Linked DNA regions of Homo sapiens: region 1 is linked to region 2. The links are chromatin contacts, found by Hi-C in ENCODE. All regions are on one chromosome and are shown on one strand. The core of a region is the stretch at or near the end of the contact, and the rest is flanking DNA. Distances in the headings are between cores, read along the strand shown. Region 1 holds the start of GUCY2F (guanylate cyclase 2F, retinal). Region 2 overlaps RTL9 (retrotransposon Gag like 9).

Region 1 (3,218 bases), core at 369-2,868, 930 kb after region 2:
TACTGACCAGTGGCTGTGTGATTTTTGGTAAGTTACTGTAACCTCTCTGGATGTCTGGGAATTCAAATAGTATCTATCTCGTGGGGTCACTGTGAAGATCTAAGGAGACAGGGCTTCCAAAAATGCCTGTCACATCATTGGCACTCAGTAAGTATGATTATTGCCTAATTTATCTCAGTCTTGGCATCCTCATTTACAAAATGGAAAGAATGGGTAATATCCACCTTCATGGTTGTTGTGAACATAAAGATGTACATATAAGTATAATGTACATATAAAATGCCTGTCATACTTAAATAAAAAACTGATAGATAGTAACAAGTGTTGGTAAGAATGTAGGCAAAAAAGAACCCTCATATGTTGCTGGTGGGAATGCCAAATGGTGCATATACTTTGGAAAACAGTTTGCCAATTCAAAAAATGTTAAACATAGAGTTATTATATGACCCAGCAATTCCCTGGGTATATGCCAAAGAGAAATAAAAACAATATGTCCATATAAAAACTTTTACACAAAAGTAATAAAAGCAGTATTCATAATAGCCCAAGGTGGAAACAACCTAAATTTCCATCAACTGATCATGTGGTATACCCAAAAAAGTGGAATATTATTTGGCCACAAAAGAAATGAAGTACTGGTACAGGCTAGAACGTGCATGAACCTTGAAAACGGTTTGTTTTTCAAACAAAGTGTGTTTGGTTTTTTGTTCTTGCGATAGTTTACTGAGAATGATGATTTCCAATTTCATCCATGTCCTTCTTTCATTCAAACAAAGAAGCCACTCGCAAAAGATCACATGTTGTATGATTCCATTTATATGAAATGTTCAGAATAGGAAAATCCATAGAGAAAGTAAATTAGTGGTGGCCTGGGGCTAGGAGGAGGAGAGAAATGGGGAGTGACTTTTAAACAAGAATGGAATTTCTTTGTGGGAATAATGAAAATGTTGCACAAGCTTGTGAATATACTTTAAAAAAACCCTAAATTATATACTTTTGTGGTAGATAAATTATATCTCAATAAAACTATTATTAAAAAACATTTCTCATTTAATATAAGTCATTTTTAGCCCTTAACACCTCAGTTCTCACGTTGGGAATCCAGAACAGGGCCCTGAGTGAATGATGCCCAGGACAGAGAGGGACTTCTTAAGGAAAAGGAATACATCTAAAGTATGGGGAAACAATGTCTCTGTACAAAGGTGTAGAGGGAAGTAGGGAGTCTCTCTTGGGAGGAAAGGCAGTGAAGGCACTTAAGGGGAATAGGAGAAGGAGACAAAATTCACCTGCTTTGAATTTTGCAGGGAGCCAGCCTGGATCACCTTTTATATTCTGGGCTGGAATCACAGCTGATGAATGTTTTGGCATTTAGAACTGTCCTGGAGAAAGGGCGATTGGTGGTTATTAGACAGAATGGAACAAGGAAGAACACAGAGGCAAAATCTGAGAGTTTGTGTCTGACTTTGAAAGGTAAAAGAAGGCAGTAGTCTGTGGAGGACGTATTTATCCAGAGGACTCTATTTGTTTGTTAATCTCTGGGTCATTGCATTTAGGTCAGCACTAACTCTGCTACAGGTGGGATCAATTTAAAGGATTAGAAGTGTCACTCTAAATCCTAATCCAAGTCTTGGTCTGCGGATGCTGAAGAGTGATTTTCAAAACATTTACTAACGCTTTCAATTATTTACCCCATTAATGGAATTTGTCAACAGACTGGAGTCCTTGACAGGATTGTGAATGCATAGAGGATGCAAAGAAATGGACACACTGAGGTAGCTATGCCAGTGGTCTGCATGCGCAGGCAGTAAACTGAAGACATTTGAGCGGTGAATTACTTGGTGAGTAGTTGACAGCTCTTGTTTATAAGAAAGATTGTAATGGGGGGAAAAAAGACACAGCCCACCTGGGAGCTGAGACGCTGATTGAGATACATTAGTTTTACTGCAATATGTAGTAAAAAAAAAAATTTAAAGAATGAAGGAAAGAAGGAAAGAAGGGTTAAAGAGAGCCTTCGAGATACTTTAAGTCAAGATTTGAGCTCAAAGGCTCTCATCCAAGCTTTCGTTTAGTTTCTCTCATGATTCTTTTTTTATTGCTTCCTGATGTTGTCTTATACAAGCTGTTAACTTGATTCAGGCTGTAATTAGAAAGACAAATCAATCTTTCATAGAAGTCCTCGGCTTGACAAGCTGGTATGAGGAGCCATTTCCCTCAGAGCTATTTGTCATAGTCTTTCTTTGTACATGTTTAACGAACGGTGGTTTTCTGTGTGAAGCCAGGCTTCCCATCAGATTGTAAAAACTACCTGAAATGAAATTATGCATCCCTATGCTCTAGCCGCTTTCCATGGAAGTCTGATCCCATGCAGGTGTTCACACCTGAGTAACCTAGGCAATGGCCCCAGAACAACTGTGGGCCAGTAGTATTCTATTTCCAAAATTTCATACCTTCAAACTTTGTTTTAGTTATATCCACATTTCCCATTAACCCCAGGAAAGACTTTAGTGAGCTAATTTTTTTCCTTAAACCAAAATCAGCAGGTGGAGGTTTAGGGCATCCTCCCCCTATCTTGCCCCTTTCTTTCCCTCCCTCCCTCCCTTCCTTCCTTCCTTCCTTCCTTCCTTCCTTCCTTCCTTCCTTCCTTCCTTCCTTCCTTCCTTCTTCTCTCCCTTCATTCCTCCCTCCCCTTCTTTCCTTCCTTCTTTCTCTTCTTCCCTCCTTCCCTCTCCCTTCCTCCCCCTTCCTCTTTTCCTTCCTTCTCTCTTCCTCCCTTCCTTCCTTCCTTCCCTTCTTTTTTTCTTTTTTCTTTTTTAAAGAATAAGTTTCCTTCTGTAAAATCTTGAGTTGGGGGATCAAGACTAAATCCTACAGCAACATAAAACTTTCTGGTTGTCCAGGGAGTCCTAACAGAGTTAGAAATATCACCAAATGCATCACATCGGTACCAGAAAAAATGTAAGGGCAGACCTTCAGCTTGGGAAATGTTTATCTTGCAGTTAACAAAGGGAAAAGAGCAACAAAAACTGAGAGTGAATGCCAAGGGACACTTTGTGGCATGTGGCCTGAGGAGGGACCCGTGTTGTATGAATTTTAGAAATGGTATAAAAAATCTAACTTTTTAGAATTTGGGGTGGGCATTGTGCTTAGGAGTTACCTGGATTATAACACAAAAATGCCAGCCTTACACCTAGAATGGACAGTTAATCACTTTGATCTGA
Region 2 (3,463 bases), core at 650-3,149:
TGCTAAGCACAGGGCTTATCGCATAAAAAAAAAATGCTCATTTGCGTCTGCACACCCCTACAACCTAGAAAACTCCTTTAAGGGCACAGACAATATTTTACTTATCTTTGCATCTCTTGCTGCCTAGCCTAGCCCAGAACCTCTGCAGCTGGCAGACCCACAATAAATCATTGTTGAATTGAATTGAAAACCCAAACCAGATGTGCCTCCTCCCCTGTCAAATGAAGCTTTCAAGCTGGCAGGTTGGGCCTGCTGCCTCTTCACTCCCCCTCCCTCCAAGCTGAGCAGCCGCCATTGTCTAGGCCTGGCTCTGGGGAATGAGGCAGTGCCTGCCGAGAGGAGGGATTCAGAGTGGGTAAGGATAGATGGCACTAGGTGGGATGAGTGCGGTAGGGAAGAGCACTCTGTCTGTTCCTGATGACCCCAAACAGACTGCCTTTGAAGGGGGCTATCCTGAAGTCTCTGTCGAATGAAAAGTAGTGACAGTCCAAAAGCCCTTCGCCACCCAGCGCCTAGCTGTGGAGGAAACCCAGCTCTCCCCCAAAAACCGAAAATTGGAAGTAAATGAAGATATCGGGAGAAAGCTTCCTCTTCCTTTAGCAAAGATAGTGATACAGACATTCAGAGAGGTTCAGCTCTGAAATCATAAGGCCAGGATTTGAAGCTGAGTTCACTGGCACCATGGGCATGCTCTAACCACTGGGCCACCTTGCCTCTAAGCTAGTCTTGCTATAGAAGGACAGGAGTATGTTTTCACCCTTCCCACCAACCCCACAGGACGCTTAGAAGCAGAGCGTATGGCTTTAATGGTGGAAAATACTTTAAAAAGTACAAATCTGTTACAAAACTACAAAAAGAGGCCCATGTCTTCAGTGTTTCTGAGCCAGAGCTATGCAGACAGGGCACAGGGGGTAGCATGCTAACCAGCACAGAGTCAAGGTAATGGGCCACACACCTGAACATGGCCACTTGGATTGTAACTCTAGCTCTGTCACATGCTAGCCTGAGTGACCCCGGGCAAGTGATTCAACACCCCTGTGCCTCCATTTTCCCACCTGTCATATGATATTAATAATAGTACCTCCTCACAGGGTTGTCTATGAGAAGTAAATAATCTAACATTTTTAAAGCAGTTACCATGTGCCCGGGACATGGTAAACATTAAACAACGGTTCGTTAAATCAAAATAAATACATACCTCTGTCCCTTTGTAGCCAGACTAGTCTAGAGGCACTGTTGCCAAATGGTTAGTGTGTGCCCATGGAACCAGCTGAACTCGGCTTCAAATCCTGGTCTCATGATTTCAGAGCTGAGCCTCTATGAAACTCAGTTTGACCATCTCTACCATGAGAACAATAACAGTCCCTTACCCACAGGCTGTTGAGAGTTTTAAATGAGATATCTCCAAAGTCCAGAACACAGTGCCTTGCCACGGCAGAGTGAGTAAGCACCCAATTAAGGCAGAGTGTTAATCATCTGAGTCTGCTTCCCATTTTTTTTTTTTTTTTGCCTCTTCTGGGTTAAGTTAACCCACGATATATAGTTTTGGAAGTCTTGCAGCAGTAAAGGGAACAATTTCATCATTTTGCCAATGAAATTCCTAAACATTTTATTCAAGAGCCAGAAAAGGCAAACATTTTTGGTCATTTCTAAATCAATGAAGCATGGACAATCAGTTTCCCCACTCAGCAAACCTGACTCCCAAAGCTATAGAAGTCACTTTGCAGGACAAAATTGAAGGAATGAGTATTTTACTGCAAACAAAAGCCATCTTTGTTTGCGGCCCAGCTTTGGGAGAAAAGAAATACCTCAACCCAGGAGCTTGGAAAATTCTTGAAAGTTATCTTTTTATTCCAGCAAATCCAACGTAATTGGCAAGATTCCTGACCATGCAAACCTGAGTCAGAATGAGTCGCCTTTACCCACCCATCTCCCCACAGCACCCAGAACCCAGCAGAGTACACTGGGCATCAATACATATTGGTTGTCGATTCCTCCATGGGAGCCCCAAATTCCATTTCTACAATGTCTGCTACATTGCCAAAACAATCCAAAAGCAGCACTAAAGAACATTTTGAAAATGGGGAAAAAAGCATCCATCACTCACCACTCTAACACAACTCTTAGTTTTGTGTGGAAAGTTCTCTTCCAGTCTTTATCCATGTGCAGACATATTTTTATAGCACTGTAGTCATAGGGAAAAACTGCAGCAGCTTCAGCCAAGAATCAGATACCATACAGCTCATGTCACTAAACTTTCCAAGTGAGAGCTTTTTCTTCTCTCATTCACTCTATTCATTCATTAATTCAGTCATTCAACAAACATAGATTTAACCATGGCTCTGGTGCTACGGCCCTGGGGAGTACAGAGATGACTAAGGCACAATCCCAGTTCTCAAGATGCTTCCAGTTTAATGGGGGAAACAGAGAAGACAGCAGGAAATTATAACACACTGGGATAAACATGAATGCTGTGAAAGCACAGAAGAGGAGCATTTAAAGTGGGCAGGAAAGGGTGTGGAGGATGGGGAGGCAGAGAATATATATATATATGCTTTCTTCTTTCTTCAGAAGAAAGCAAGGTGTCATCAGGTGGCCAAAAATAGTACTGTGTGACTGCATGGGCAAGTGGTAGTGGATGCAGTGAGAAAGGAAGGACAGGGCCAAATCATTAAGATCAAAGGTTTCTGTTTCATTCTGAAGACTGAGGGGAAGCTCTGGAAGGACTTTAAGCAGAGTAGTAGCACTGTCAGATGTGCATTTTAGAAAGATTGTCCCAGCAACAGAATGGAAGGTAGATTGTAGGGCATGAGATAGGTAACAGGGGACCCATTTATCAGCTTGTCACAATAATTCATCAAGATAAGGAAGGTCTAAACGAATGAGATGGCTTCTCCACATACAAATTGTGTCACGTTAGTGAGTGACTTAACCTGTCTGTGCCTCAGCTTCCTCCTCTGTAAAGCAAAAATAACAAGAGTATTGCCCTTGCAGGGCTGCTGGCAGGATTAAATGAAACACTGCATGCAAAGCACCTGGCACAGTGGCTGGTACCTAGAAGACACTCGATACATATCACTTCCCCTTTCCCCTCATCCTTTTTCCTCCACTTCACCCTTTCTTAAAGGCTGGCATGGTATGGAGCATGGAAGTGGCCAAAGCAGACTCTAACCCAGACAGTCTGACTCCAGAGGGCAGTGGAGAAAGTTTGCAAGTGCTATTGTCAGGACAGTTACTTAGAAGGATTGTTTAGCTGAGTTGAGGGCCCCGCTGAGGTTGGAAACTATGACTTTCTGGTGGGACTAACCAACAAAGTGATGGGATTTTCTCCAGCAATGTTCCTCCATCTGGGCATAAGCACAGAGGAGGAAACTGTCAGTTAAATTTATCCAGACTTAGGATTTTGCCTCATGGATGCAGCAGAAAGACACAGGGCAAGGGAATTGGGGATATACGCAAGATT

Evidence for each region. A loop is a pair of places that touch in the nucleus more often than their neighbours do. Pooled maps may share reads with other maps.
Region 1: a loop to region 2 is called in a map of IMR-90, with 5 times the contacts of the local background. The contact joins the promoter of GUCY2F here to the enhancer-like site in region 2. A Hi-C loop is called at or near these places in 4 of 168 maps with a recorded cell type or tissue (HCT116, IMR-90, PC-9 and 1 more), 4 of 37 single-sample maps with no recorded cell type and 17 of 50 pooled maps.

The regions. Positions count from the first base shown.
Region 1 is chrX:109,480,486-109,483,703 of GRCh38, reverse strand. GUCY2F (guanylate cyclase 2F, retinal) reads left to right here and starts at 1,618. Exons shown (of 20, transcript NM_001522.3): 1 at 1,618-1,838.
Region 2 is chrX:110,414,052-110,417,514 of GRCh38, reverse strand. The region is part of intron 1 of RTL9 (retrotransposon Gag like 9); the gene reads right to left. It also overlaps a transcript of AMMECR1 not described here. Among named protein-coding and RNA genes, the nearest start is that of RTL9, 57 kb to the right of the region's middle. Within about 2 kb of position 1,899, at least 2 of the 41 ENCODE cell types and tissues checked have a DNase peak (open chromatin) inside an H3K27ac peak, as active enhancers do; they include IMR-90, where a contact is called at or near this core.